7 separate regions of the Mus musculus genome follow, and regions 1, 2, 3, 4, 5 and 6 are each linked to region 7. A link is a loop called in an ENCODE intact Hi-C map of the cell type or tissue named here. Cell type or tissue: heart. All regions are shown on one strand.

Region 1 (4,000 bases), 700 kb after region 7:
TCTTTGTGCTCCATATGATGTTGGCAGAACTGTTTTAACTGAAAAAAAAAAAAAATAAGGTTAAGTGTATGGAAGCGGTCGGACCCCTCAGATACCCCCATTCATCAGGGTGGAAAGGCAGAGATAAGGATCTGAGATCTCAACCCCAAACAGGGGCTCAAGAGTCACAGCAATGCACTAAGAGTCAGCAGAACATCTAGATTACAGCCACACATTTGTTCATGAGATCTGCTGATCCAACCCCACTCTATCTCACCAGCATTTAAGGCTGTACATGAACTCCTAGACCACAAGATGCAGCACCAACAGTCAAGACAGAGAGATTCTATAATCTCCAACCATGCAGGGCACCTAGGACCTAAGTCTGTGACACTGCATCTGGGAGCCTGACTCTGAGGTGCAAGTGTGTGAGGGTAAGTAAGTGACCTAGGACCAGCACCTGCTTCAAGACATAACTCACAATTCCACCTCCAGGAAGGAACCCTGGGGGAGCAGCTTGGAGAGGCAGCAGTACCTCTTGTGACTCTTCACATGGACTCAAGGGAAAAACAAAAAACCAAACAGCCCACCGTGTGACATGTGTTCCATGTAAAAAACAAATCAAAAAAACCTCAAAACCAAAAACCCAACAACTAAAACACCCTGCCAAGACTTCATGCATCCCTATAACACAACTCTGCTAGTGTTATGCTTTTTTTTTTTTAAGGTACTCTATATTTAACAAGGCAAAAGGCAAGATAAACGAGCCCCACACCCACTTCCCACAGGGCTCCATCCCCTCCTGGACCTACCTGAGTCCATCGGCTCTTCCAAGCGCGCTCTGGAACAAGCAGGTCGTTTTACCTTGTTCTTCCGAGTCCAACAGCAGGATCCAGTGGTCTCTGGCCGCCCCCTAGCCATGATGCTCTTGCTGACGTACCTGTTTTTCTCATGTAGCGTGAGCTAGATGAAGTAATGATGCTGGAAGAATGAGCTGATGCTCTGGTTAAGATATATTAACCCCTCAAGACCCCTTTCTCTAATCCAAGACCTGCTCCTGTTCCTCGCTATCTTCAGCACCTAGAACAGAGCTCCGCGAGTGCCGGGAACTCAAGTGTGTTGGTTGAACCCTCAGCTGAAATGCATGAGTCCGTGGCTCAAAGACTACCCTAAAAACCCACACGGAGAGCAGCAGTTGAAGGGCATTCTCGTGGATACTCACTCTCAGCTTCCTATGGTCTTCCAGCACACCTCAGTGGAACAGTGTTCACCATGAGCTGACTGTCGGCTTGCAAATTCCTACATCTACAGCCGCGGGGGGCGGGGTTGTTTGCCAGTGGGGTTCATACCTTCTTGGAGGCTGCTCTAATTAATTACAGTTACTTTAACAGCCCTGACAAAAGTAACCACCTTTGATAAGGTTAGTGTTTACTTGAGGCTCTGATCCTCAAGCATTCACGCTCTTCGGTCATTAACACTCATTCACGTACGGATCCTCATTCCCCTGAATATTTACAATTTTGCGTTCTGGTTTTCAATTGTTTGGTGGCTATGCTCATGGAGAAAAAGTTGAGGAGTGGGGACAACCCCCCGTGGGAATCTATACTTGGCTTCTAAAATCCGCTAACCTGTAGCTATCTTACTCCCTTCGCTCGCTAGACCTCGATATCCAGCCCCCCACCCCCCATGCTTTGGCCAAATCTACTCAAACAAGGTTCCCGCCTGCCACCTGCCGGCCCACTAGGGTCTGCGCCATGAGCTATGCGCCAACGCACAGCTCGCGGGGAGGCACTCCCGCCCCCAAACACCTCCCTACTGCACATGCCCGGCAGAAGTCCGCGCAACTTTATAGGGCCCCATTGCCCCATCTCTCCTCAGTCTCCTCTATCCTCTCCCAGACGAGAGGATCAGTGGAGGCACCTCTCGGAGTCTTAGACTTCAGAGTCTGAGACTTAGCGAGAGGAGCCTCGAGGAGACTCCTTCTCTCTTCTTTACCCATCCCTTTCTTTTACTTACAGCCACAAGCTGAGGCGCGGAGCTTTAGAAAGTTCGCAGTGGTTTGAAGGTAGGTACATCCCTTCTTTTTGCCCCGAGGCGAGATTGGGGTCTTCAGACCCCAGCTTCTCTCCTCATAAGGTTAATCCTTTTCGGCCCCAACAGTCCTTGCGCAGTGGGGCCACTCTCTGCAGAGCCAGAGGGTGAGTCGGCTTCTCGGTGAGCACCTAAGAGAATGGATCGCAGGTCCCGGGCTCAGCAGTGGCGCCGAGCTCGCCATAATTACAACGACCTGTGCCCGCCCATAGGCCGCCGGGCTGCCACCGCTCTCCTCTGGCTCTCCTGCTCCATTGCTCTCCTCCGCGCCCTAGCCTCTTCCAACGCCCGCGCCCAGCAGCGTGCTGCCCAGCGCCGGAGCTTCCTTAACGCCCACCACCGCTCCGCTGCCGCTGCAGCTGCCGCACAGGTACTCCCTGAGTCCTCTGAATCTGAGTCTGATCACGAGCACGAGGAGGTTGAGCCTGAGCTGGCCCGCCCCGAGTGCCTAGAGTACGATCAGGACGACTACGAGACCGAGACCGATTCTGAGACCGAGCCTGAGTCCGATATCGAATCCGAGACCGAAATCGAGACCGAGCCAGAGACCGAGCCAGAAACCGAGCCAGAGACCGAGCCAGAGGACGAGCGCGGCCCCCGGGGTGCCACCTTCAACCAGTCACTCACTCAGCGTCTGCACGCTCTGAAGTTGCAGAGCGCCGACGCCTCCCCGAGACGTGCGCAGCCCACCACTCAGGAGCCTGAGAGCGCAAGCGAGGGGGAGGAGCCCCAGCGAGGGCCCTTAGATCAGGATCCTCGGGACCCCGAGGAGGAGCCAGAGGAGCGCAAGGAGGAAAACAGGCAGCCCCGCCGCTGCAAGACCAGGAGGCCAGCCCGCCGTCGCGACCAGTCCCCGGAGTCCCCTCCCAGAAAGGGGCCCATCCCCATCCGGCGTCACTAATGGGTGACTCCGTCCAGATTCTCCTTGTTTTCATGGATAAAGGTTAGTTGCCCTGACCAAACTGGGGTCCCTGAGACAGTAGGGTGGGAGGAAAGAGACAGATGGGAGGCAAGGTGGGAAGGGAGCGGTGCCCATTAATCAGCCCGAAATGCACCCCGGAAAAGGAGAGAGGGCTCTTCAAGTCTCTCCAGGGCACCCAGGGGCGCTTGGGAGGCCAAAGGTTTGTTGGACGGTGAGGCATTTCTGGCGCCTCGCTGGAGACAACCTGAGGTCCCCGAGCTGATACCCGGTGCGCAACATTGAATTCGGTGTGCCACACTGAATTCCCAGCGCGCCCCAGGTTTGGAGTTACATACATAAACGGCAAAGGTAAGTCACTTGTTTTCTATGTTCTCTCCCCTCCTACAGAAGTTAGTCTTCAGCAACGGAGTTGGCTTTAGGTAGAGCCCACTGGGCTCGATATGGAGGTGCACGCACCAACTTTGGCGATCTGAGACTGCTGCGCCATAGCTACAGTATTGCAATGCGCAGAAAGTAACTGCGTTTGGGATTGGGTGACAACTCTGGAGCCTAAATCGCACGTGGCATTCAGCCGGCGCGGAGCCTGGAAATCGGGTACCGGCATGGCCAATTTGGGGCCGCGGGACCCTGGAGCCAGTGCCTCCCCCCACGCCGTGCAAGTAGTCTTGGTTAATACCGCTCACCTCTGGAGGTTCGAGGAGGCCTGAGATCGTGAAAAGGGGCGCGCGCACCTCTCCCGTGCGTCCTAAAGCCAACCTTCCCGCGCAGAAAGGAGTTTCTTGATAGTGGATAGTGCTTGGAGGACACTCAGTGGTGGTATAGGGTTCTTTACGGGTGCCCTTCTGGGCTACCTGGGTTGGCAGACAGCTAGGATCACATCGGGGTATCGCGCAGCTGGTTAGGCAGATCCGACTTGTCCGGAGAGGTCCGGGACTGTGCGCCTAGGCCATAGAGGCAGGAGAGAAGGAATGAGAGCAATAAGAAGTGGTCTTGGGAGGAAAGGTAAAG
Region 2 (4,000 bases), 710 kb after region 7:
GGTTGAGACCCAGTTGGCCTATTCGGTGTATGTTCAAACCGTTTCGCCATTTTGAGTGTGTGTGTGTGTATATGTGGGGGAGGGTAGTTGGCCAAACTTTGGACCAAAGTTCAAAGTGTCCGGCATGCAGTGTGTTCAGCCGTAGAGTTGAGGTGACACGCCTTCGGCAGGTCGCAGGCATTCTCTGGGGGTTCACTTTGTCTGCTTTCTTCTACTCAGGGTGACCACGTGGACGCTGTAGGCAAGGGGCTGTAGTGTGCCGAGCCTGTAGTGAGAAGAGGGACATGTTAGACTTCAGAGAATTAAATCTGCCGCGGCACACAGCATGCATCTTGCAATATACCCATCTGCATGGTGCATAATTGCCGCAGCCTGCTTTATGTACCACTTCATACTCTCTTTTCTCAGGGTCCTGCAGGCCAGACCTGCCCACTGCCTAGCTGTATTGCAACAAAAGACAATGCCTCGCGCCATCGCCATTACCTACTGGCAAAATGTCCGCGGTGTGCGCGTGCCGCGGGCGCGCGGCAAAACAAAAAAAAACAGAACCCCAAAGGCAAACAATTAACAAAAAAACCCTGCCCAGGAATAATCTGCAGATCCCAGACCTAAAGCATTTTATGATTATTCGCTGAGCCCACCGGGCAATGTGACTGTATAAACTCCTGCAGCTCTGAGCCCACCCCGGCACCGCAAGGGGCGCGCAGCCGCAGGCTTTGTGACCGCGCTTAATTTCGCCTGGGTGGACTGTTGCAGTTCAACGTATAGCAAATGCTCTATGGTGCTCACAACAGAAGGAGGAGGGGATAAAAGGGGGCTGGAGAAGGGCTTGAGAGAGGAAATGAACACGGAATCCGCAGCTGGCGCTGGTGGCTGGAAGATGCGAGTCTCGGCAGCTGTTGCCACCATGGCACGGTTGGTCGGTGGGTTAAGTGCATTTCAGGTTTTCTAGTCTGCGAGACCACCCTAAATGGGCCATCAACTACACCCCAAATCTCCTTTTGCCTTTACCCAGAAGACAGAAGTACAAGACCTGAGCTAGGTGGGGGGTCTTCCGGTAAGCCTTAAGCCCCCTCCCCTATTTGCACGAAAGCGGCAAACATGAATAACTCCTAAGGGGGCTTTGCTTGATTTTCTGCAGTGCACTGCTGAGACCTTTATTTCTACTGCATCACCGTCCATATAAACAGAGCAAGCCCTGACTACAACACACTATACCACTGTTGAGAGCTCCGAGGTGTAATGGGGATGGGGGACATTGAAGGGATTTGCTGGAGCCATCCCCAACAAACAGCAAACATAAACATTAAAAAAAGAAAAAAAAAGGAAAAAAAAGAAATAAAGAAAAGTACCCTAGAGCATTTACGAAACAAATTGCGTGTTTACATTCGGCACTTCCTCACCCTGTCTCTACCCTTCCGGTGGGCTCACGACCACCTGTCGCATTTGTGTGTGTGTGTGCCTCTACCCCTTTCCTTGTATCCTAAAGCCTCCATTTCCTGACTTGGAGATGAGTATGGGTAATTGCCTGAGTGTGGGGTCCTTAGATAAGGAATTTACCGCATACTGGGGTAATCTGGGGTGATAAAGCCCTCCTGCAGTCCCTCCTCCCCTCGAGAAGAATCAGATGGGGAGGGAGGCTTTCAGCGTCTGTACTCTAACAGACCAATGCCCACGTCTTGCGTCACGTGTCCCAGCAACGCAAGAGAGCTCGCTCGCTCTCTGGCCAGGGAAAAAGCGAGCTAGAGAGACTCGGAATCAGTCCGGGAGAGGAGAGGACGGAGCCGAACGTCCCTACAAGGCCTCCGCTCATCAGCCCCCTTACCCAAAGTCGGGAGCAGCCGGCACCGGGAGCCAGCTCCCGGAGCCGGCTCAGCACTGAGACCTGCGTCCTCTGGCGGCAGAGAAAGAGTTCTATTTACGATTTTCGAGACGAATCGGCACGCTCTTAAATGCCAAGAAGGCGGAGCTAAAGTACAGCAAAGTACGAAGAGAGAACAGAAAAGTTCCTAAAGTTGTTGGCCGACCACAGCCCGAAGGGGTAAGTGTAACTAGGAAGGTGACAGACTTCACCAGCAAGAGATGACTCACTTCAGCCATGGTCCTGGGTTCTAGCCCCTGATTATCTATCCTTACAAAGTTTGGAAACTGAGGCTGGAGAACTTTCCAACAAAAATTTGAATTTTTTAAAAAAAAATTTTTTTTCACCCTAGTTTGGCTGGGTGCTCCGTCTTACGGGGCCCCAAATTTATTTTGAAAAGTCGCCACCGTGTTATGGGCATGTTCAACTGCCTCCACGGCAATAATATGTCAGGACAACACGATATCCCCCCTGAAGTCGGGGAGCAGCCCGAGCAAGAACCTTTGGAAGCCCCAGGGGCAGCTGCCCCCGGTGCTGGGGCTGGCCCAGCCGAAGAAATGGCGACCGAACCGGACTCCGAACCGTCTAACAATGAGCCCGTCCCCGACGAGACTGGCAGTGAGATCAGTGGACCCCCAGAAGACTCCAAATCTGACATCCAAAGCCCCTGCCAGGCCTTCGAGGAAGTCCGAGTGGGTGGAGACTACAGCCCACCTCCGGAGGAAGCCATGCCATTCGAGACACAACAGCCCAGCCTGGGAGATTTCTGGCCCACCCTGGAGCAGCCAGGACCATCTGGGACCCCATCAGGCCTCCAAGCCTTCAACCCAGCGATTTTGGAGCCCGGGACCCCCACTGGCGCGAGCCCAGGCCTGGGAGCCTATACCCCCCCACCAGAAGAAGCTATGCCATTTGAGTTCAACGAGCCTGCCCAGGGAGACCATAGCCAGCCTCCCTTGCAAGTCCCAGACCTTGCGCCAGGAGGTCCGGAAGCATTGGTCCCCAGAGCTCTTCCCGCGGAGCCCGGGAACATCAGATTTGAAAACGCTGGCTTCCGAGAAGACTACAGCCCTCCCCCTGAAGAATCTGTGCCATTTCAGGTCGGTGGAGAAGAATTCGGGGGCGATAGCCCACCCCCAGGACTCCCGCGAGTCATCCCACAAATCGGCATTGGCGGCGAGTTCCCGACAGTCGCGGTCCCGAGTGCGCTCTGCCTCGCTCCCGCCGAGAACGCGCCTCCCCTCTGGGTCCGAGGCGCCATTGACAGACCATTCCGCGAGGCTGTCAGATCTCCTCCTAACTTCGCATGCGACAGCCCCCCGATGGAGATCACCAGACCCCTGCTTGAGATTGGCAGAGCCTCCATTGGGGTCGACGACGACACCGCTGTCAATATGGACAGCCCCCCAATCGCAAGTGATGGCCCGCCCATCGAAGTCTCGGGAGCCCCAGATAAGAGCGAGTGCGCAGAGAGACCCCCAGTTGAGCGAGAAGCAGCCGAGATGGAAGGAAGCCCTACCACCGCCACTGCGGTGGAAGGAAAAGTCCCCTCTCCGGAGAGAGGGGACGGATCTTCCACCCAGCCTGAAGCAATGGATGCCAAGCCAGCCCCTGCTGCCCAAGCCGTCTCTACCGGATCTGATGCTGGAGCTCCTACGGATTCCGCGATGCTCACAGATAGCCAGAGCGATGCCGGAGAAGACGGGACAGCCCCAGGAACGCCTTCAGATCTCCAGTCGGATCCTGAAGAACTCGAAGAAGCCCCAGCTGTCCGCGCCGATCCTGACGGAGGGGCAGCCCCAGTCGCCCCAGCCACTCCTGCCGAGTCCGAGTCTGAAGGCAGCAGAGATCCAGCCGCCGAGCCAGCCTCCGAGGCAGTCCCTGCCACCACGGCCGAGTCTGCCTCCGGGGCAGCCCCTGTCACCCAGGTGGAGCCCGCAGCCGCGGCAGTCTCTGCCACCCTGGCGGAGCCTGCCGCCCGGGCAGCCCCTATCACCCCCAAGGAGCCCACTACCCGGGCAGTCCCCTCTGCTAGAGCCCATCCGGCCGCTGGAGCAGTCCCTGGCGCCCCAGCAATGTCAGCCTCTGCTAGGGCAGCTGCCGCTAGGGCAGCCTATGCAGGTCCACTGGTCTGGGGAG
Region 3 (4,000 bases), 520 kb after region 7:
CACCCCCCAGTGCTAGGATACAGCCCATCTTTTTATAGGTGCTGGGATCTTCAGGCCTGTACAGCAAATATTTTACCTCCCAAGTCATCTCCCCAAGCCCCCCAACATACTCTGTGGTCTGTAGCATACGCAGAGACCTGCGCACCTGCAGCTCCAGCTCCTGCTCTCATAGGCTGCAGGCTATGTCATGCTCACTCCTGCCCCACCTCCCAGCGTCATTCCTTCAGATGACATCTTGCTGTGGACTGGCCTGGGGACTGGGGACATAGTACTTCTCCCACAGGGATCAGCTTAAGCCTGCCACCCTCTAGGAAAATTGCAAGTTGTCTCGGCCCCTCCTGAGTGCCTTGTGCCTCACACTGTATTTGCAAACACCAGAGAATCGGGATAGAACACTTAGTACCCTTTACAAAATGTGTGAAAACATGCAGTTGCTGTAAAAACTCTTTTTCGAGAAAATAAGATCCAATTAGTGTTGACTTCTGCGTCAGGAAAGCCAGAGTTTCAAAGGAATCCCCTCTGCTCATTCAGCTACTGCCGTCTTCAGGGCTGGCCTGCTCTGGGCTGTTTGATGGAACCTCCAAAGCTGAAGAAATCCATACCATAGATGGCTTGTAGGTGGGGACATAAGGTGGGTGGTGCCTGCAGGGTCAGTGGAATGGAGAGCTATGTGATGAAACTGGCTTTGGTAGGGTTTTTTTTTTTTTTTTAATGTTTTATTTAATTCATTCTCTCTCTCTCTCTCTCTCTCTCTCTCTCTCTCTCTCTCTCTCTCTCTCTCTGTGTGTGTGTGTGTGTGTGTGTGTTTAAGTCGGTGTGAGTGGGTACCTCTTAGTCAACCTCTTAGTCAATGGACACATTTTGGATACTGGTTTGCACCTTCCAGATACGGGACTAGAACTCTGGTCCTCAGGCGCTGCAATAAGTGTCTTTTCTCGCTCAGCCATCTTGTTTTGCTAGTTTTAAAGGCTGATAACAGAGAAGAAATGTAGATTAAAAGTGACATATAAGACTGGAGGTCACAGCCGGGCGTGGTGGCGCACCCCTTTAATCCCACTTGGGAGGCAGAGGCAGGAGAATTTCTAAGTTTGAGGCCAGCCTGGTCTACAGAGTGAGTTCCAGGACAGCCAGGGCTACACAGAGAAACCCTGTCTTGAAAAAAAAAAAAGGAAGAAGACTGGAGGTCACTGAGCTCTAGCCCCAGGCCTGGAGTTGTCAAAACCTGGGCAGTGTAGGGTAGCAGCTGACTCCTTTCAAATGACTTCCTATAAGCTCCCAACACTGCTGTCTTTTCCTCTCCAACACAGGTGACAAAGTGCAGAGGCAGCTTGCGCCCACTGCTGAATGGTGACCTTTCTGGCGAGCGTTAGGCCGAGGAGGCGGCCTACGCGGAATAAAGGGGGGATCCGAGTGCCTAATTGTCAGGCCACTGCAGTAGCCACGGCTGTCCCTGGCAAGTGAGGCTTCCTCGAGTCCAGGAACCTACTGCCAGCCGGGCCAGGGCAGTAGCCAGAGCTGGAGCGCTTCCAGGGGCTCGCGCGCCACTTGCCCCCCAACGGAGGCCCGGAAGGCGCAGTACGGCCCGCGCCCCGCCTCCGCCGGCGCCCCCTCGCGCCCCGGGTGGGCCCTGCAGGGCGGCGCGGCCCGGAGGCGGCGGGGAAGGCGGGGCGCCGAGGCCGGGCGGGCCGGGGCGGCGCCGAGCCGGGCCGGAGCAGGGCGCAGGGTGCTGGGCGGCCCGGCCGGGGTCGTGGGGGGGAAGATGGCGAGCGTGGGGCTGCAGTTCCAGGCCAGCGCCGGGGACGCGGACCCCCAGAGCCGGCCCCTGCTGCTGTTGGGCCAGCTGCAACACCTGCACCGCGTGCCCTGGAGCCACGTCCGCGGGAAGCTGCAGCCCCGGGTCACCGAGGAGGTGAGCGGGCCGCGGCCGCCATGCGCCTGCCAAGCCCAGGCCCTGGGCCACGGGCCCCGCCTCGCCCGCGCGCCCCGCCGGGCCCAGGGCGCAGGCCCGCGACAGGCCTAGCCGTCTGTCCCCAAGGCCCTGGCTGCAGCGAGGCCCGGCCTGTGTCGCCGGCCTGCCCGGGCCGAGCCACCTGCTTCCGCGCCTCTGGGCCGGGCCCTGCAGAAGGCCCAGTGGCGGCTTTCCGCGTGGCCTCTGGCCTCGAGACCCGCTTCCATGGCCACTAGCCAGGGCCCAGGAGCCGGGCCTCCAAGTGTTTGAAGCAGAGGGTCCCCAGACAGGCCTTGCCAGCGCGAGGCGCAGTCCCACGAGGGTGGTAGGGTACCAGAGAGCCACACATGCCTGGTGGCAGCGGCTAGGGTGCCTTAGACAAGCAGGCGTGGCCCGCAGGGCGCATCTAGCCACACAGCACACGTGTTGAAGCCCGGTCCGTCTCATATCTCCTTTCTAATCCAGCTCTGGCAGGCAGCTCTGGCCACGCTCAACCCCAACCCCACAGACAGCTGTCCTCTCTACCTGAACTGCGCCACAGTGGCAGCTCTGCCTTCTAGGGTGAGCCGGCATAACAGCCCGTCCGCAGCCCACTTCATCACCAGGCTCGTGAGAACCTGCCTGCCTCCTGGAACCCACCGGTGTATCCTGGTGAGTGCTGGGCCGGTGAGTGTACCCCAGCCCGTGGCCCACCTCAAGCACAGCAGGCTGGCCCGTGTGATCTCCCATTCTAACCCTTCAACCACCGAGTGATTTACACCGGATCGGTTTGCGTGACAAATCAGAGATGCCAGCCTAGATTTATTGAGGCCTGGGCTTATGTCTGTGCCCTGCTCATCTGTCTGGGAAAGAGTGGACAACATCTGGTGGCAGACATTTTTCTCACGCAGCCTCAGGTTACTGGGGGGGCACAGCCGTCTGGGTTTGTAGAGCTGCTATTGGGAGAGTCCTGGTGGTGTCCCTTTGTGGCTTCAGCCCCACCTTGCTTCTCTCTCACTACAGATGGTCTGCGAACAGACTGAGGTTTTTGCCTCTGCCTGTGCCTTGGCACGGGCCTTCCCACTCTTCACACACCGCTCAGGGGCATCCCGGCGCGCAGAGAAGAGGACAGTCATGGTGGAGTTCTTCCTGGTGGGACAAGACAATGGCCCAGTGGAAGTGTCCACCTTGCAAGTGGGTATCTAGAGGCAACATGCCTTCTGGGAGCACAGGTGGAGAGCTCTTCTCTTCTCTCCCCCTGGGAAGAGCTACAGTGCTTTTCGGGAATCCCAAAAAAGGGTCTTGGGTTGTATTTTCAGGTCTCCGTTTGGTGCAGCTGTGATTTGATTATGCATAGTTGTCCCCTTAAGTGGGGAGCACTTTTGTGTGTGACAGTGGGAGCACCTTTACGTGTTAGGTGGGGAGCACCTTTATGTGTTTCGTCTCACTGGAGCCTCAGAGGAAACTCAGGCAGGCTGAAAACCACTGCCAGCCTGTCAGGCAAGGGAGGTGCCTGACCTAGGTTGCCTTCCGTTGCCTTGACCCGGCTTCCACCCAGCAGCCAGAGGCCAACTTGTCCCTCCACTTTGGCTTCAGGAAGGCTGTTGCTTGAGCCTCAAGCAAGCACCCTACTTGAGGGCTTTGCCCTCTGTCTCCCTGATACAGTTAAAAGGGGGCGGTCCTCCATGTCTGCCATCTCGTGTCAGCTCTCTGTTTTTGAAAACAGTCTAGTTGCTTTGCTGGTTTTAACCCCCTTTCTCTTCCAACCCACCCAGGTCTAGTTTGGGCCCCTTCTCTTTTTCTGAGGGCCACGATGTGTCCGTCTCTCCTTGAAGCATACCCCCCAATTCTCAAGCCTCTTGTCCCAACTGCCCTCCACCCTCTTACTTTCTCTTTCCAAACTCTCTGGCCTTGGTGTCTCAACTCTGCAAAGTTTCCACTACTTGTGGCCTTCATCTGGCAGTGGGCACTGAAGACCATGTCTGCCTGCTAATTCTCGGGGGTCCCTTCTGGGCTTCCGCCTCACCTCCTGCCAGCCGCTCACGTCTGGGCACTCTGTGGTGATAAGTGCCT
Region 4 (4,000 bases), 73 kb after region 7:
GTAGCAACAAAACTCATTTTATGGATGGAGGCCTTCACAACAGGGGGAACTGTACTAAAGAGTCACAGCACTAGGAAGGTTGAGAACCCAAAGGCTTAGACAAACTGCCCAAGGAGAGGATAGATAAGATACCACCTCAAGTGCAGGCCCGCCCCAGCTACTGGGCGAAGAGCATTTGTAAGGCAGTGTGCACAGTAAAACAGAGAACAGAGTCAAAAGGAACCAACTTGTTGTCTTCTTTAACATCCATGGCACACCAGATGAGAGACACTGACCGCTCCAATTCTCAGCCTTCTCTAGAAGACAGGCTAATCCCACACACTTCCCAGGGTAGCAGCCAACATTTACTGAGTGTTTACTATGCACAAGGACTCATGTCACCTTCTTTGATGGTTTAATCTTTACAAAATCCCTCATTATGCAGCCCTGGCCCAGCCTGGAACTCACTCTGCAGACCAGGCCGGCCTCGAATCCATAAGACTTAGGAGGTAGGATGCTACTCTGGTGGTTTTGCAGAGGAAACGACCAATGAGGCTCTAAGCGGTATGGTGACCTGCCCCAGATCCCACTGCAACTGGAGTGATCCAGGACTGCACCTGAGGGCTGACTCAAGGGCCAGGCCTCTTCACCACTCACTTTTCTTTTCTCTCCAAGTGTCATGCTACACTAATAGAGTTGACACACACACACTCACACACACACACACTCAGGGATCAAATGTGCTCAACACTGCAATGGTCTACCAAACATTCTCAGTCAACATCAACTCCTGTCAGGGAGTTTCAGGTAGGGAAGGGAAGGGGACAGAAGTAACTCCTAGGGCTGGGACTCAGGAAGCCCCAGTTGACTGTGGTGATTTGTGTCATCTGAGGTGATTTGACCTCAACCACCAGCAAGCCTCCCTGGGTTTTTTTTTTTTTTTTTTCCTGCTCCCCTCTGGCTTGTGAGGGAGATCTAGTTCATCTTTGTAAATTCATAAGCCCAACAAATGGCCCGAGCAAGTAGAGGTAGGCGCTGAAAAACTATATTGGATAGACAAGCCAAAGCTTCGTTTGTCCATTAGCCACAAATTGGAACTTGCACTTCGAAGGTGGCATCTCTCTCAGCTACTGTCTCTTAAAATAATTCCAGAGAAGAAGTGGAGGCTGAGAAGGGTCAAGTGGAAGAGACCCACTCAAAACATGGAAAGCAGTGGGCTCCATGAAGACATGGAGCTGGCCAGGCCCACAAGTAGGGCGTCACTCCCAAGCCCTAACTAGGAACCCAAGGAGGTTCCTCCCAGGTTGGGATTGGCTTTCCCTCTCACAGCTCCTAGCGCAGCCAGAGGAGAAAGTGACAGGAAGACAAAGTTTCCAACAGACCCAAGTCCTAGCCCAGGAGGGAAGGGCACCTGAGAAGAAGCGGGCTCGAGATAGGCTCGACCTGAGGCTCCTGTCCCGTCTAAGTGCACCCCACAGTCCTCTGGGAGGGACCCAAGGAGGGGCGGGGCGCCCCAACTGTTACTTACAGTCCTCTAAGTCATCCTGCAAGTCCACAAAGTACAGAGGGATCTCTGAAAAAAAATCAAAAGACACACAAGGAGCTACACGGGGCTGCGCGGGCGGCGAGTCCCGGGCTCGTGCGGAGGTGGGGTGAGGGGGGCTCTCGGGGAGGGGAAGGGGAGCCGTCGGAGACCCCTGAGCCTAGACCCCACTCACCCGCCATCTTAGGATGTGCCAGAGGGCGGGGCTGGAGGCGGGGGCGAGCCCAGAGGCCACGCCCATCCCTCGCGCTCCGCCCACCAGCCTGGCCTCACTCACCCGCCGCCATCTTGGGACGGGTGGAAGGTGGAGCTAGAGGCGTGGTAGCTTCAAGATTACGCCCCATCCCGCCCCGCCCACTCCTTAGAGAAGATGGGGCTGAGGCGGAGCTGGAGGGTGGGGCGACGCTGAGGCTCCGCCCATTGGTGCTCCGCCCACCCGCCTGTGAGCTGCGAGCCGGCCGCCCCGCCCTCGCGGAGAAGGTGGCTGCCGAAGTGGGCGGGGAGGTCAGGTGACCCAGCTGGCGTCCCAAGATGGCGGCGGCGGTAGCGCCCGGGAGGCCAAGGCGGTGTCCCGGCTGTTGAGGTGACTCCGCCGGACAAGTGACGGGGTCGGCCGGACCGGAGGGCGGCGGCGGACGCACGGCCGCCCGGAGTGCTCGGCCGGGACTTGGCGGTGAGGCGGCGGCGCCGGGGGATGCTGGTGCTGGGCCGGGCCTCTCCCTCCTCAACTTAGGGCGGCGGCGGGCCCGCACCCCTGGTTCCCGGGCCATGGCGCTGAGGGAACTTAAAGTGTGCCTGCTCGGGGTAAGTTGCAGCGGGCGGGGTCCGGAGGGTCGCGGAGGCCGGGCGGGCGGGCCCCGGCACTCCAGGGCCCCTTGCACCCCTTTACGCTCAGCGCGGGACGCAGCCCCCCACAGACCCCTTAGGGCGGCGGGACCAGCAGGCTGTGCCCCACCCAAGGCCCCCAGGTGTCAGGGTGGCCCCCGGCGCCCCGGAGCGACGCCCTCTTTCCATCCCACAGTGAAGTAGCCCACAGGTAGTTTCCTTCCAACTTTGCGAGGGACACCTTTAAAGTTAGACAAGTTTCTGAAAGTTAACCCTCCCCAGCAGGGCTTTGGGTTTTATGCGCACACTTGGCCTCCTTTCAGCAATGTGGGATGGTTTTGAACTTTTGGGACGTCTTTGACACTTCTGCAAGAGTTACTTTCCATTAAAGTTCACTCTTCACTAGAACAGGGAGGAGTTACCAGGACTTTGAAGGTTCAGCTTCCGGTCCTCTCACAGTAGTTTGGCCTTTTCAGAGCCTTCTAATGATCTCCTTCCTGAGTTTCTGTTTTAATGACTGAAAAAAAAAAAATTCCAATAACTACATGGTTTTTGCCCCTTAGCAGGGTGGGGCTAGGGTTCATCCCGATTACTCCGCAACTTGGGAGCGCATAGTTTTACTGGTATATGTTAAAAGGCCAGTGAGTCCAGTCACCTTTCACACAGGACAGGCATTGAAGAGGCCTTTTTACTTTGGGAGGGAGCAGGAGTTCAGTCTTAGAGACTAAACCTAAACCTTGTACATCCTAGGCAAGTCCCGCCACTGAGTTGTGTGTCCCCAGTTTGCTTGCTTCTATTTTTTTAGCAGGATCTCCAGAAGTTGCCCAGGATAGCCTTGAAATCTCAGCCTCAGCAGGCCTTGAACTTGGAACCCTCCTGCCTCTGCCTCCCAGATTTGCTAAGATCGCAGTCCTGTAGCACTAGGCCGTCGTAGGTCTTTCCGGAGGTCCTAGTGTCACTTAAGAACTGCAGAATCCTTCCCCAGTACTTTCAAGATGGTTTCTCACTAGTTGGCCATGACTGGCACTGTGCTCAGTTCTTAGGCTAAGAAATCTGCCTGCTTCTGTCTCCCAGGTACTGGAATGAAAAGCATGCGCTCTGGCCCCGTAATATAGTTACTTCACTGACTTATTACAGAAGCCTGTTGTGTCTCTCCATCTGCAGATGGAAATGCTTTTTCTGCAGTCCTCCACTTTAGGCTACAAAGTAGTCTTGGGTGTCTACAAATAGGTTAGTTTTTCCTCAGTGCCCCATCTTACTCTCTTTCAGGATACGGGTGTGGGTAAATCGAGCATCGTGTGGCGGTTTGTGGAAGACAGTTTTGATCCGAATATCAATCCAACCATAGGGTAAGAGAACAAGTTTATTTACTGTATACGTCTATCCCAGAGTTCGTGGAAAGTCATCGCAAGCAGGAACGTGTGACCGGGTGTAACTCCTGTTGTCCTGAACTTGATGAAATTTTGAATTGCTGGGTCTTGACATTCCCAAAATGATTTGAGAGAATACAGTGAGGTTTACTGTATCCTAGGAGAATATCTTCAGACTTTGGGAATAAGAACTTCAACAATGAAAAAGAATCAGTTGACATAGGAGTTTACAGACCCAGTTACACCTTGAAAGAGAGCAGATGAAAACACGTTCCGATGCAGG
Region 5 (4,000 bases), 720 kb after region 7:
GAAAAATCTTTGAGGCCTTTATGCAGCTTAAGAATACTTAGTGGGCAGTTTCAGATGCAAGCTGCCAGAGGGGGCTTAGTTTCCAGAAGACTCTGAGAGAAGGATTTCTTCTTCTTCTTCTTCTCCTCCTCCTCCTTCTTCTTTCTTTAAAGGGAGAGCCAGATCCTGGGTGAAGCTTTTTATCGTGTAAGAGCTAGAGTGTTTCACATGTGAGCTCCCCCAAATGTTAAGTTTACAACTTCTTTTTTTCCCCTTCTCTATTTCAAGTGAGGCTTTATTTTATTTTTGTATATTTTCCCTGAGAGACCGTTAACTTGAGCCTAGGCACTCCACACTTCCGGCTTCTACATTTTATAGTTCACTCCTTGTTACAGGGTTTGTAACCACAAGTTAACTCAAACAATAGACAAATGACATCTTGCCAAATTTAGGATGATACGATAATGTGGCAGAAGAAAGAGAAAACCCTAAGAGGGTCATTTTCCCCCCTCCTGAACAAGTACCATCTGCCATTCCTGCTTGTTCCTCCTCTACCTCCCCTGGGATTAGCTACCTATGTATATACTAGTTCAGGATTGTTAGATAGCTCAGGGGTCAATGTGGTTGTTTTACAAAAAAAGTTGTCTCTAGTTTCCCTTCCCATAACCAGATCACCGCAGAGGCAGAGCAGCTGATGGGAGCGTGGAAGAGGACAAGACCCCAAGAGAGAGGTAAGGACCTATTCCCCTCCCCCCAGCCCCCAAAATGTTAACTTTTCAATGATTGCCAACCACCACAGACTTGAGGGGACGCGGAATGCTCTGGTCTCTGACACAAGACCTTTGAAGTTAGAATTATTGGAAGTATTTTGCATGTGCCACACTGGAAGCGGTAACCAAGGAGCATCAGGCAAGTGATCTATGAGAGGACCAGAAATACTAAAGAAGTGTGCTTCCGGGGTCCTGAGGTAAAACCCCAAACTGCCCTACAGAGTGAGTTATGAAGGCTCAGGAGAATTCAGGAATATTTTGCGTTAAGAGTCCTTCCCACTAAACCCAAATAATGGATCTTGCTAAATTTGAATGATTTAGTTAGGGGTGAGGAGAGAGGTATAAAAGTTACAATTGGTACCCGATTTAAAATTTGATGTGAATCAGTTGGTGTTTCTGACAGTCACACACATTTTGTGTGGGGGACAGTGCAAGCACTTAAACTTTGTCTCCTTATTCTTTGATAATGGGAAGGGGGAAAACGCTTATGTGCCTGCCTTCTCAGGAGTGTCACGGTCGAGCATGCTCACTGCCACCGCTAACGGAGAGTGACCTCTTATGAAGACTTCAGAATGGCCAGCTGGAGCCTCTCTTCTGACTTGCTGGCTCTTGCCTGTCCTTCTGTCAAAGGTTCTGAATACCTCTCTCCTCCTACATAACCAGTTTGTCCCTCACCAAACTGGTTGTTAACGTGTAAACAACTCCGAAGACATTCCTACAGGTAACCTGCACCCAGGTAAGTCCAAAACTGCATTTTTTTTCCCACAACAAATGTCAACATGAATGGTCATGATGACACACAAAACCCAAAGCTAGGCACAGATGAGTCTAGGACCCCAGAGCTGTAAAGGAAGTGAGAGCAGGTATCCTAGATATATTGAGTCCCCTGGGGCTTCTGAGACCCATCCTGGGCCTGAACCCCAGATTTTAAGGCAGTAAAAGTAGATTACCGGTCTCACTGATCCCTTCATTCCCCAAAGGATACAGTGTCAAGAGCAGGTGGCATTCCTGGGGAAGTGCACAGGTGTATAGTTGCATAGTGGATTCAAACATGTCCTTTCAGAACAGCACTCTCTTCAACCTTTTATTACACGTGGTCATCCTTAAGTGTCCAAGGGCCAGGACCAAAGCCCAAAAGGTCACTTCTTGGGAAAGGCAGAGTTTATTTGTAATTTGTCTCTTAAGTTGTTGTATGTTGGTGTTACTATTTTTAGCATGTCTGGAAAGTGTACGTCTTAATTCCTTGCATTTGCATCGAATGGCTCTGTTGGGCCTAGTGTATGCTTAGATAGCTTATCAATAAAATCATGAGTCACCCAGGAGCCTCCTGCCTGCTGTCTCCTGGGTAATCATTTTTTTGGTGGTGGGCTTTAGAAAAGTCTAGAGTCAGTAACTAAGGGTTGATATTTCAGGTGGCCACTAGATGGTGAGAGGGTATAAGGCAGGAGAGAGAGGACAGGGAAGGCCAGCAAGGTGGGAAGGACTCTACTTTACTTTCATTCTTTGCCCGCACCTCCACATTTTGTATATTTTGAGCTATGACTTATTCTTTTTAGCTATGCACTGAGACTATAGGAACATTTAAAGGGTATCTATTTAACAAAGGGATCTTCTAAGCAACTCCATTGACATTTTGTCACGGGGGCTGGGACCTGTTCTGTGCACTGTAGATATCTAATATCAGACACACATAAACGTGCACACACATACACACACACAAGCACACACACATGTACACATATACACACATATGTACATGAACATACAAACCACCACCATGATCACCAAAAGCTACCACTACACACATTTTACACATACATACTACTACTAACAACATATTAACAACAGCCACCACTACACACATCACACACCCACACACAGACACACACACACACACACACACACACACACATACACACACACACACACACCACCACCACCACCACCTTCCCACAATTAAGTATGATAGCCCAAATCTTTCTAGTGTCCACTAAATGTCACACATGGTTGAGAGTTCCCCTCTATCCCTTGTCCTGAGGAAGCTAGACATCGCACATGGTATAGCTTGTTCATCTACTGATAAGCCATCTGAAGGAAAGTTGTCCCTTTTACTAACCAATCAGCAATGTGCACACTAATCTTGGACACTACATTCTTGAATAGAAGCAATTTCCACACATGTCTGAGAGTGACCCCCAGATGACCCTAAATAGGAGAGAAGAAGAAATTATTTCAGGCAAATAAACAATGTATTGGTCTAGGACTCTGATAGGTTAATACCTAACTAGTCAGTGGGTAGCCAGTATCAGGGGCATACATTGATTTTTTTTAACTTTATAGTTGTACATAGGGCTCTTTAAGTTGTAATAATTAGCATCGTGCTAGCCTGTTCCCTCTGCCTGGTGTGCACTGGTAAATTCTGTTACTGTAGAAGGGATATGAATATCCAGACAACAAGGGAGGGACCTGTACCTCCCGTGTACTCACAGATACTAAAAGTACCTTCACTTAACCTGTGCACACCAGCCTTAATGAGGTACATGCCAAAGACAGCCATCCACCCACGGAAAGGTGACCTGCCACCTTTGTGTGTGGTAATGAAAGTGAGGTGACCACCACAGTGAGGAGGGGGAAGAGGAGGAAGAAGAAGGAGGAGATTGTCAGAAAGGAAACAGTGGTTCCAGAAGAAGTTCCTGACCAAAGACATTTTCTGGTCAAAAGGATTGCATTTAGGGCTTTGATAAAATGGTTGCTATGTCCCCACCTAAAAGTAGCATCAGCATCTATCCCCATGTCTACCCTTCAGGTCAAGGCTTAGTTGTCACTTTAGTGGGCCCAAGTCACCAACCAGCACCTTATCTGTCTCAGTTCTTTAGTTCCTGGGGCTGAATGCAAGGCTTTATGCCATGCTGATTGGGACTGTACTCCCAGCTTCTAACTTCTTAAAAGCAAAGGCATTTTCCAGTATTTTCCTCGTCTTCAAGAACTTAAGATTTTCATATCTTAAAGTGAGCTATCAGGGTAAAGATTAGGGTGAATCAGTCAAAACAGATTGGGTCTGAGCAGTTAGATGCCGGCCATGTCAGATGGGGAACCAGCATTTGACATCCAAACTTCTTGCAGATTCGCTTAGAGAATTTCAGGTTCTGCTAAGCAAAGTGCCCCAAAAACCTCCTCACTGCCTCAATGCACAATCCTAGAAATTAAAACCTCAGAATGTTGATTTTGAGATTTTGCCTGGGACCAAGTAC
Region 6 (4,000 bases), 490 kb after region 7:
TGCTCAGCTCCTGGTTTCTTCATCTCCCTGTTGCTGAGCTCTGGAGTTGCTTGAGGTGCCTGTTTTGAGAATAAGAGGATTCTTGTTCTATTCTTCATATGTGCGAAAGCTGTTCATTTCTCTCAAAGAGATGCAAGCTTGGTTGGTTTCTTAAATGTCCAACAAGATTTAAGATTATTTATTTAAGATTCACCAGGAAGGGTCGTCATCATGGACTGGAACACACCACCAGGAATAACTCTGCTAAGCTTGCTGAATGCAGAAAATGAATAAATTACCATTCTATATAATATTTGTCCAGAATCTGACATCAAATACAAAGTGTTTGTATTTGATCTGCACAATAACCTTAGAGAGGTGGACAGGCCAACTGACTGCAAAGACTATGTAAACTGGACATATAGATGTGTTTAAAATATATACGTTAGAAGGCTCTAAAGGCTTTAGAGACACTGGATGGAGGACAGACATTTGGGAACGTAAATCTCAGCTCTCCAATATTCGTGCATATATTTATAAACCATTTATTCGGAGCTTGTTACAAGCCAGATGAGATGGCAGTGGGTACAAAGATGACTAAAACACAGCCGTCCAGTCCAGCGTAGGAGGGAGATCAGGTTCTAGCCAGAAGTAAACAAGCCCCTGCTTTGCAGGGGGGTTGGGGGGAGGCCGATGTGTGCTCTCGAGAATGGAGGAGAACAGGCCCACAGCTCTAATCCAATGTTCCTGCGGGAGACCGGCTCGGCGGTTGTTTACTAACGCCGTAAGCACAAAAAGGAGAAGGAGGAGGAGGAGGAGGAGGAGGAGGAGGAGGAGGAGGAGGAGTGGGCTTTGCCACGTGACTGGGGTCAGCTCTCACCAGCAGGGTGGGCTGCCGGAACTCTTCCCTCACTGCACAAATATCCCCTGGGGTCTGCACACAGGGTTCCTCTTATTTCCCTCCACGAAATTAACCCGGGGCCTGTGGTTTTGGAGCAGCAGAGTGCTTGGTTCTATGGCCCCAGCGGGGTCTGGGCTGTTTGTCACCTTCCGAGCAGCCCCCGCTGATCGTCAACCGCTGCGGGGGGAGTGGGCGCCCCTGTCTTTAAGGAGCTCGGCATCGGAATCATCTCTTCTCTATCAGCTCGCACCGCTGCTCTCCGGGCCTCGATTCCTCCATGCATTCATTGTGTTATGTGTCTCAAAGATACTTTTCATACGGATACTGTTGCACACAAGCACAGGAGCACCCGCTCTTAAAAGCAAAAGCACCCGGGGCTCAAGAGCCTGACCCTACGCGCGGCTCCCACGCCTGCCTCCTGGCACCCGGGAGAGGCAGGGGACCCTCAAGTCAGGCCAAACTGTTCCCAATCTGATCCCAAAGCTGAGAGCAAGATTGAGGGCAAGACACCCCATAAAGTCGCTCTGCAGATATTGGTCTGTCATCCAGGCTTGCCGGTGACCCCAGCCTCCGGAGCTGCTGTTCACTGAGTGCGGCAGCTGCAGCCCTGGGGGGCCCTGGGAGACGCCCCCACCCCCCAAGCCAGGGTAGCAACGAGTGGGATGCATGGTTCCAGAGACTGGGAGGCGACCAGAAACCCCAGCTCGAGGAAACGTGGGCATAACCTCAACACAAAGTACTTTTTGGGGGAGTGGGGCTGAGGGGTTGTCTCTAAGTTTAGGAACCTTTCCCACTTGGGCACAACATTGTAGTGCCCAAGTGTAGATGCCTGACCACTCTTTATTGCCCACAGTAAGGCCAGCAAGGCCTAGCGCCCAAGCTTTTTTTATTATTATTTTTTTCTTTTTTCCCTGGCCTGGTTGTTTTTCGGATACTTTTTTTTTTCTCACAGTTTAAAGAAAAAAAATAAAAAAATAAAAAGGTAAGGCCATCTCAGCAGCGCCAGGCGCCTGCAGTGGAGCGTGCCTGGCCTGCAGAGGCAGACTTCTTCCACTTTTCCTCCGCCCCCGCGCAGGACTAGGCTCTGCAAGAGCCACGTTTCCACATTTCTGCCTGCCTGACAATCCTACTAGAAGTTTACAATTGCCTGGACCCCAGTGGTGGTCTTCGGCTCCAGGGCCAAGGTTTTGAAGCCGTTTTTTGGGGCCAGGACGCCTGCCCCAGAGTCTGTACACTCTTAGGAAAAGGGGAAGAAGGCGCCCCGGGAACTGTCCCAGAGAGGGCGGAGCACTCCCATCCCGGGGCAGGGCAATAAGGGAGCTCCCGCTCCCGGAACGTTGCAAGCAATCTCATGAATGTCGCAGGGGGGCACCCGCGAGGAACGGACAGGAAGAGGGCCGGGGGAATGCTAGAGCCCGGGACCACTGCACGGAAGCGGCCTTGGGCAGGGTTGCAGCCTGATCCCGGGATGGAGGGTGCCGGTGAAGAGGAGTGAGGAGGCTGGGGGAGGCAGGCCGTGAGGTCCTCGTGGAGGCCCGCAGCCTCCTGGCAGTGGAGAAGCAGGCCGCACAGGAAAGAGAGGGGTCAGGTCGGGCTGAGCCTCAGTAGGCTCAGGCGACTATATGGGAGCTGTAGACGCTCCTTTGTCGTTGTGGGCTCGGCCTGTTTGGAGCAGGCCTTTTGTGAGGAGAGTTAACCCAAACTCGGAGTTAGAGCCACATGCCGGGCACGCAGGCGCTCTGAGTTAGGGTTAGGGCGCCAGCACCTTTGGGGAGGTCTTAGGAAGTGAGTGGGTAGGGGTCTCTCCCATCCCCGAGCCGGATTGGCGCGTCAGGCGCTTGTGGATCCGAGCTGGGATTGGGGAGGGGTCTCCAGGACGTTTGATTTCGACGCTAGGATTGGGGGGATTCGAGTGCTTTGAGATCCGAGCCAGCCTTGGGGTAGGGGGAGTCAGGCAGTTGGAAAAGGCGAGGTGGTTATTTGGGGAGGGGTCTCCGCGCTTAGGCGGATTGCAAAATCGCGCCGTGAAAAGCCTAAGGCTTTGTCAAGAGAGATTTCTGTGCAAGAGTGGAATCAGCTAGGCCAGACCAAGAGAGAAAGTGAACAAATCAGGACTACAAGGGGGGGTGGGAGACCCTGAGAGGGGGGGTCACAAAGGGGGAGACAATGGCCACCAGGCGTTTAACCGACGCTTTCTTGTTGTTGCGGAATAATTCCATCCAAACCCGGCAGCTGTTAGCCGAGCAAGTGAGTAGTCACACCACCTCCAGCCCTCTGCATTCACGTAGCATTGCTGCGGTGAGTCTTCCTGGCGGCCTCTCCAGACACACACACCGTGTGCACTGCGGCTCTGCCTGTCTGTCTGTCTCTTGTCTGTCTCTCTGTCTAAAAAGAAAAAAAAAAAAGAAAAAAAGAACAACAACAATAACAAGGCGACGACGACTAGGAGTGTGATACAGAAGGAAGTGGAGCACGGCCATGGCTTATGGGGCACTTGCAACCCCCAATGGGGACCACAGTATCAACCCCTGCCCTGCCTTCTCACTTCCTGGGCCTCCTGGTCCTCCTCCCCCACCATCCGTCGGGCAGCCTCGATTTACATATGTTTTAACACGAGGACTTGGAACCTAGGCCTTTCTCCAACCTTCTTTTTGTTTTGTTCTGTTCTGTTTGGCACTCCCCCCCCCCCCCCCTGCAATGGCCTCACTTTGGTTCTGTGGGCCAGGTGGGTGGTTAGCTGACTCAAATCCTTGCAGACCCCCCCCCCCCAGGAAGGAGTGTGTGTGTGTGTGTGTGTGTGTGTGTGTGTGTGTGTGGTCTGCTCAGCTCAGCTCATTTTCTTTCCCACTATTTTTCTTCCAATGGCCCTAGTTCTCGGTGTGGCCATGTACACTAGGAGTAATTGCTTTGCTGCCCCCCCCCCCCGCCCTCCCCCCTCCGAGGACTCATGTTGGTGAGATTGCAAGGTGCTAGGCGCTTCATTTTCCATTTCCCACACAGGAAATTAAGCTTCTCCATTCGAACTTTTTTTTAAAAAAACAAAACAAAACAAAAAAAGGAACCAACATGATGCGGATGTGAAAATTAATCCCCCAAAATAGCACATGGCTTTTGATTTTA
Region 7 (4,000 bases):
ATCCACAGGCAGATTCTCCCGGGGCTGTGCTAACCCGGCAGATGCAAGCAAAAACCTGCCTTCCAGCCCACTCAGGGCAGTGCCAGAATCCAGAGATGCGCTCCTGGATGGAAATGAGCCCCAGAGCACAGGCACCGCGGCAGCAGAACTTCTGCAGCATCACCACCACCTGCGAGTAATGTGAGAGCCGTGGCCGCGGCCGGCTGTGAGGCCCTGCCGGCTAGATGCCGGCTGCAGTGCCAGCTGAGGTAATTACAAGCAGCACTCGCTCTCTACAGCACAAGGGCATCCTCATGTCCACCCTCACAATCAATTGACAAGCAAGAGAAAGCATCTCCTTCAGTTCTCACTAGCTCACGTAGAGAAGATTTTAAATAGGTCTTAATAATATATACATGCACATAACACTCTCCAAGGGAAATGGAAAAATCAGGGTAGTAACATTAGACAAATACATCCAGCATGAGGGGCCCAGTTTTAAAACCATCACCCTTCAAAATGAGTACACTGTTACCTTTGAGGGCATGGCATTTTTATAAAATTTCATTATCATCAAGAAATCTTAAAAATCACTATTTTCAAGTAAGACTGTGTTTTTCTCTAGGGCTGGGAGACGTCCATAAAGACCAGGATTGCCTCTTCTGCCCGAGGCTTTGCTCATCATGAACTGTTCTACAAAGCTGTGGAGAATTCAACAACAAACATACACATGCACAAACAAACAAAAAACCTACATTATTATTTAAAGAGTTTCATATACAAAATTATTTCTGCACAGTTCCCATTATGGAAGCATAAAATTAATAGGCTATCCTGAAAATTTATGAAACAATATAGCTTCTAACTGCAAAAATTAAAAGCTGGGCTTATAGAGAAAATGACAAATAGAACCCAGAAAAAAAAATAATGGAGTTAAGACGGAAACAGAAAGAGAGCTATTTACAAGAATGTGCTACGGGCAAGGCCAGCGGCTCCTTACTAGATTGAATGAAATGCAGCGCACTCGAAAAACTTTGTGCACAACTTCAGGGCAACGTGTTTCAGGCAACCGCTAACGTCGCTGAAGTCTACAGATCCAAGATCAGGAGCAGCTGTGTTGCCTATAAGAACAAGCAGGGGGACCCCTACCACATTTAATGGATTCTTGCTCCTTTCCAAGTGGGCCGCGCGCGGGCGCAGCGGTAGCGGGAGCAGCGGGCGTGCCGAAGCCGCCGTGTACTGTGCACCCAAGCGCTTTGTAAAATAGGGGTTCGTGCGTTCAGGGTTTGAGGCTCCCAGGTCCGGTTATGGTTTAAACACACACAAAGTCTGCCCTACACCAGACCACTTAAAAGCAGCTACGGGCTGCAGCAGTTGCCCGGTCGCCTTGGCGAGCCGGAGCGAGGAGCCGAGCGGCGGATGGCGGCGCCCGCGCTCTTTTTCTCGCCGTTTCTCCCTTGTTCTTTCTCCTCCGTTTTTTTTTTTTTTTCTTCTCACTCCTTCCTTCATTTTCAACATCGCTCTTGCCCCGTGGTTCTTCTTTCTAGACCGCTTTCCCCTAGCTTTTTCGCCCGCTCTTTCTCAATCTTTATCCTTTTTTCACACCACTTCCTCGCGCGCTTTCCCCACTTAGCCGTCTGACTCGGCCGCCCTTTTCCCCTCGCTCCTTCTCCGCAGGTTTTTCCTCCTCGCTCCTGCTCGCTAGGTTTGTGTTGTTTTGTTTTTTTCCTCTCGATCTTTCTCGGCAGGTTTTTCCTCCTCGCTTCTGCTCGCTGTTTTTTGTTTTTTTTGTTTTTCTCCCTCGATCTTTCTCGGCAGGTCTTTTTCCCTCGCTCCTGCTCGCTAATTTTTCCCGCTTTGATCTTTTCCCGCAGGTCTTTTTCCTTCGCTCCTGCTCGCTAGGTTTTCTTTCCTCGCTCTTTCTCGGCAGGTCTTTTCCTCTCGCTCCTCCTCGTTAGGTTTTTTTTTTCCCCTCGCTCTTTCTCCCTAGGTCTTTCCTCCTCGCCGTTCCTCGCTAGATCTTTTTCCTCGCTCTTTTCCCCCCTCGGTTTTTCGCTACATCTACCCGTCGCTTTTCCTCGCTAGGTCTTTTCCCTCATTCTTTTTTCCCCTCGGGTTTTCGCTAGGTCTTTCCCTCTCGCCCTTTCTCGGCAGGTCTTTTAACCCCCTCTCTTTTTCTCGCTAGGTCTTTTCCCTCGCTCTTTTTTTTCCCTTCGGTTTTTCGCTAGGTGTTTCCCCCTCATTCTTTCTGTCTCGCTTGCTGCGGCCCTGCTCGGCTCGGGTGAGAGAGAGTGGTGTGATTTGCACGCGGGCAGAGGAAATGAAAAAGGGCGGGGAGGAAGCGGGCCGCGGCGAACGGCTTCATATCGCTCCCGCCGTCTGCGGGGGGAAAATGAGGCCAATATCGCGCCGGGCGCAGCCGTTATCGCAACCGGCCACTGCAATAAGCCAAGCGATGGGAGATAGGGCCCGGGACGCCGGGGGCTCGCCCAGCACCCGCCGCCAGGGGGCGCAGGGTCGCCGCGCCGGGCACAGGCTTGTTTTTCTCAGTTCTTTTTGCAGGAGTGTGCTGCGAACATGACATAATGACTAAACTTCAACCTCTCAAATTAAGGATAATGATTAAAGCTCACAGCAAAGAGAAAATCTTCCAGTTTGCCCCCGGCACCGGCCAAATCATATCCTACGTAGCTGCAAAAGCCTGATGGATTTCTTCAGGAAGACAATTATTTGTGAGATGACTAGCTGTAACCTAAGTGGGGAGAAAAAGAAAACAAAAACTAAAGATACAGTAATGTACCTCCACAAAAGCACAAACGAGCACCCCACACACATATATTCCCCCCACATCCCCCCACCTAGAAAAGAAGCACTGAAGCACACTCTCTTTCATTACTGGCAAAGCCTAGAACATTCCTTGGGCTGACAACAGATAGGAAGTGAAGAGTACTTCACACAGATGTGGTGGTGCACGCAAGAAAGCTGCATGGCGGGAAGGGGGGGGGGGAGTACATTTTATTTAATAGCTGTCTCATCCGAGAGAGGTCTTTTCAGACCTCAACACTTCCCAATATTCTTGGATGTCCAAGTGCATGAGTTACACAGAGAAGGCAGCAAGCTGAAAGTTCAAGAAAGCTTTGCAAACCCACTCCAATTCAGATGGAAATACTGAAGAGTGGGTGATTCATCTTTTATTTGGTTCAAATAAACTGCCTTATAGGACAGCAGAGTACTTGGATGCCAGAGCGACTCAGCCTTGTCCTCATGTGAAAACGGATGTCTCCCCAGAGATGGGGGGGGGGGGGGGGCACATATATAACTCAGAGCTTTGGAATTCTGTTTATACCTTAATAAAAACATAATCTCTTTATCCAAAAGAGCACTATACTGCTGTTCTGAAGTCAATTATAAGAAGAGGAAGCTCGCTTCCCGACTTGCTTCTCACGGCCACAGACAGGTTTTTACTCACTCTGCTAGTCCATATGGAAACCCCTAGTTCGGGCTGCTGTCAGTCACCACCAACCTCGGCAGCTGGCAGAGGTGCACTCTCCTCTTGTCCTGATGAAGCAAATGTTGAGAATACATCCCATAAATGACATGTCAGGCTCAAGGTGACCCCAGCACCCCCTTTATTTCTCTGCAAGCTATATGTTTCTCACTAGCCAAAAAGCCTGTCTCCTCGTACCTTGCTACCTACAACCCTAGGTACGTATAACTCCATGTGGTTGTACATTAACATGGTTGCTAGCTGATTCCAAATGCAAGCCTATCTTGAACGCTATCTGTCTTTTCTCTGGTGGGGAAGCACATAACTCCACCCACCCCACATACCCCTCGCTACCCATTGTGCTTCCCCACCCAAGGAGATGTGTCTTTGTGTTCAGTGGATAAGGTCTGCCGCCCCTCTGGCTGAGGCCCCTCATCTGTAATGAAAGGCAGGATCTGAGCGGGGTCAGCGACCACCAAAGTCCCTAGAGGCAACCCTGGGTCACAGCCACTCGACACATTCCTCTGTCTAGGG

The links. Hi-C counts contacts between places; a loop is a spot of excess contacts. Peaks named below come from ENCODE experiments on the same cell type or tissue, not always from the same donor. Only the 100,000 strongest peaks of a DNase experiment are listed, where the experiment ranks them.
Region 1: it touches region 7 in a loop (6-fold over the local background); 25 of 42 quality-filtered maps call a loop at or near these places.
Region 2: a loop joins it to region 7, with 6 times the contacts of the local background. A loop is called at or near these places in 26 of 42 quality-filtered maps.
Region 3: a loop joins it to region 7, with 3 times the contacts of the local background. A loop is called at or near these places in 11 of 42 quality-filtered maps.
Region 4: it touches region 7 in a loop (2.8-fold over the local background); 4 of 42 quality-filtered maps call a loop at or near these places.
Region 5: it touches region 7 in a loop (4-fold over the local background); 16 of 42 quality-filtered maps call a loop at or near these places.
Region 6: it touches region 7 in a loop (3-fold over the local background); 16 of 42 quality-filtered maps call a loop at or near these places.

The regions. Positions count from the first base shown.
Region 1 is chr2:174,282,465-174,286,464 of GRCm38, forward strand. It overlaps Gnasas1 and a transcript of Gnas not described here. Among named protein-coding and RNA genes, the nearest start is that of Gnas, 13 kb to the right of the region's middle. In heart, a CTCF peak has its summit at 1,721 (motif pointing left); no DNase peak of the experiment used is centred here; H3K4me3 peaks cover 2,931 bases; H3K27me3 peaks cover 2,631 bases.
Region 2 is chr2:174,295,588-174,299,587 of GRCm38, forward strand. Gnas (GNAS (guanine nucleotide binding protein, alpha stimulating) complex locus) reads left to right here and starts at 2,272. Exons shown (of 12, transcript NM_010309.4): 1 at 2,272-4,000. The coding sequence starts at 2,275. In heart, a CTCF peak has its summit at 1,894; no DNase peak of the experiment used is centred here; H3K4me3 peaks cover 3,660 bases; H3K27ac peaks cover 1,039 bases; H3K27me3 peaks cover 1,647 bases.
Region 3 is chr2:174,108,664-174,112,663 of GRCm38, forward strand. Npepl1 (aminopeptidase-like 1) reads left to right here and starts at 1,688. Exons shown (of 12, transcript NM_213733.2): 1 at 1,688-1,909; 2 at 2,414-2,599; 3 at 2,951-3,121. The coding sequence starts at 1,760. In heart, a CTCF peak has its summit at 1,544; DNase peaks (open chromatin) are centred at 1,668 and 2,378; H3K4me3 peaks cover 1,785 bases; H3K27ac peaks cover 1,652 bases.
Region 4 is chr2:173,657,816-173,661,815 of GRCm38, forward strand. Rab22a (RAB22A, member RAS oncogene family) reads left to right here and starts at 2,030. Exons shown (of 7, transcript NM_024436.3): 1 at 2,030-2,326; 2 at 3,617-3,696. The coding sequence starts at 2,291. It also overlaps the pseudogene Ppp4r1l-ps. In heart, no CTCF peak of the experiment used is centred here; a DNase peak (open chromatin) is centred at 1,986; H3K4me3 peaks cover 2,446 bases; H3K27ac peaks cover 1,980 bases.
Region 5 is chr2:174,305,927-174,309,926 of GRCm38, forward strand. All of the region lies in intron 1 of Gnas (GNAS (guanine nucleotide binding protein, alpha stimulating) complex locus), which reads left to right. Among named protein-coding and RNA genes, the nearest start is that of Gnas, 10 kb to the left of the region's middle. In heart, a CTCF peak has its summit at 2,164 (motif pointing right); no DNase peak of the experiment used is centred here.
Region 6 is chr2:174,074,012-174,078,011 of GRCm38, forward strand. Stx16 (syntaxin 16) reads left to right here and starts at 3,040. Exons shown (of 9, transcript NM_172675.4): 1 at 3,040-3,178. The coding sequence starts at 3,047. In heart, CTCF peaks have their summits at 1,931 and 2,134; DNase peaks (open chromatin) are centred at 1,550, 2,220, 2,710 and 3,340; H3K4me3 peaks cover 3,656 bases; H3K27ac peaks cover 3,333 bases.
Region 7 is chr2:173,584,385-173,588,384 of GRCm38, forward strand. It overlaps the pseudogene Ppp4r1l-ps. Among named protein-coding and RNA genes, the nearest start is that of Ankrd60, 8.1 kb to the left of the region's middle. In heart, no CTCF peak of the experiment used is centred here; a DNase peak (open chromatin) is centred at 2,396; H3K4me3 peaks cover 1,978 bases; H3K27ac peaks cover 434 bases; H3K27me3 peaks cover 1,384 bases.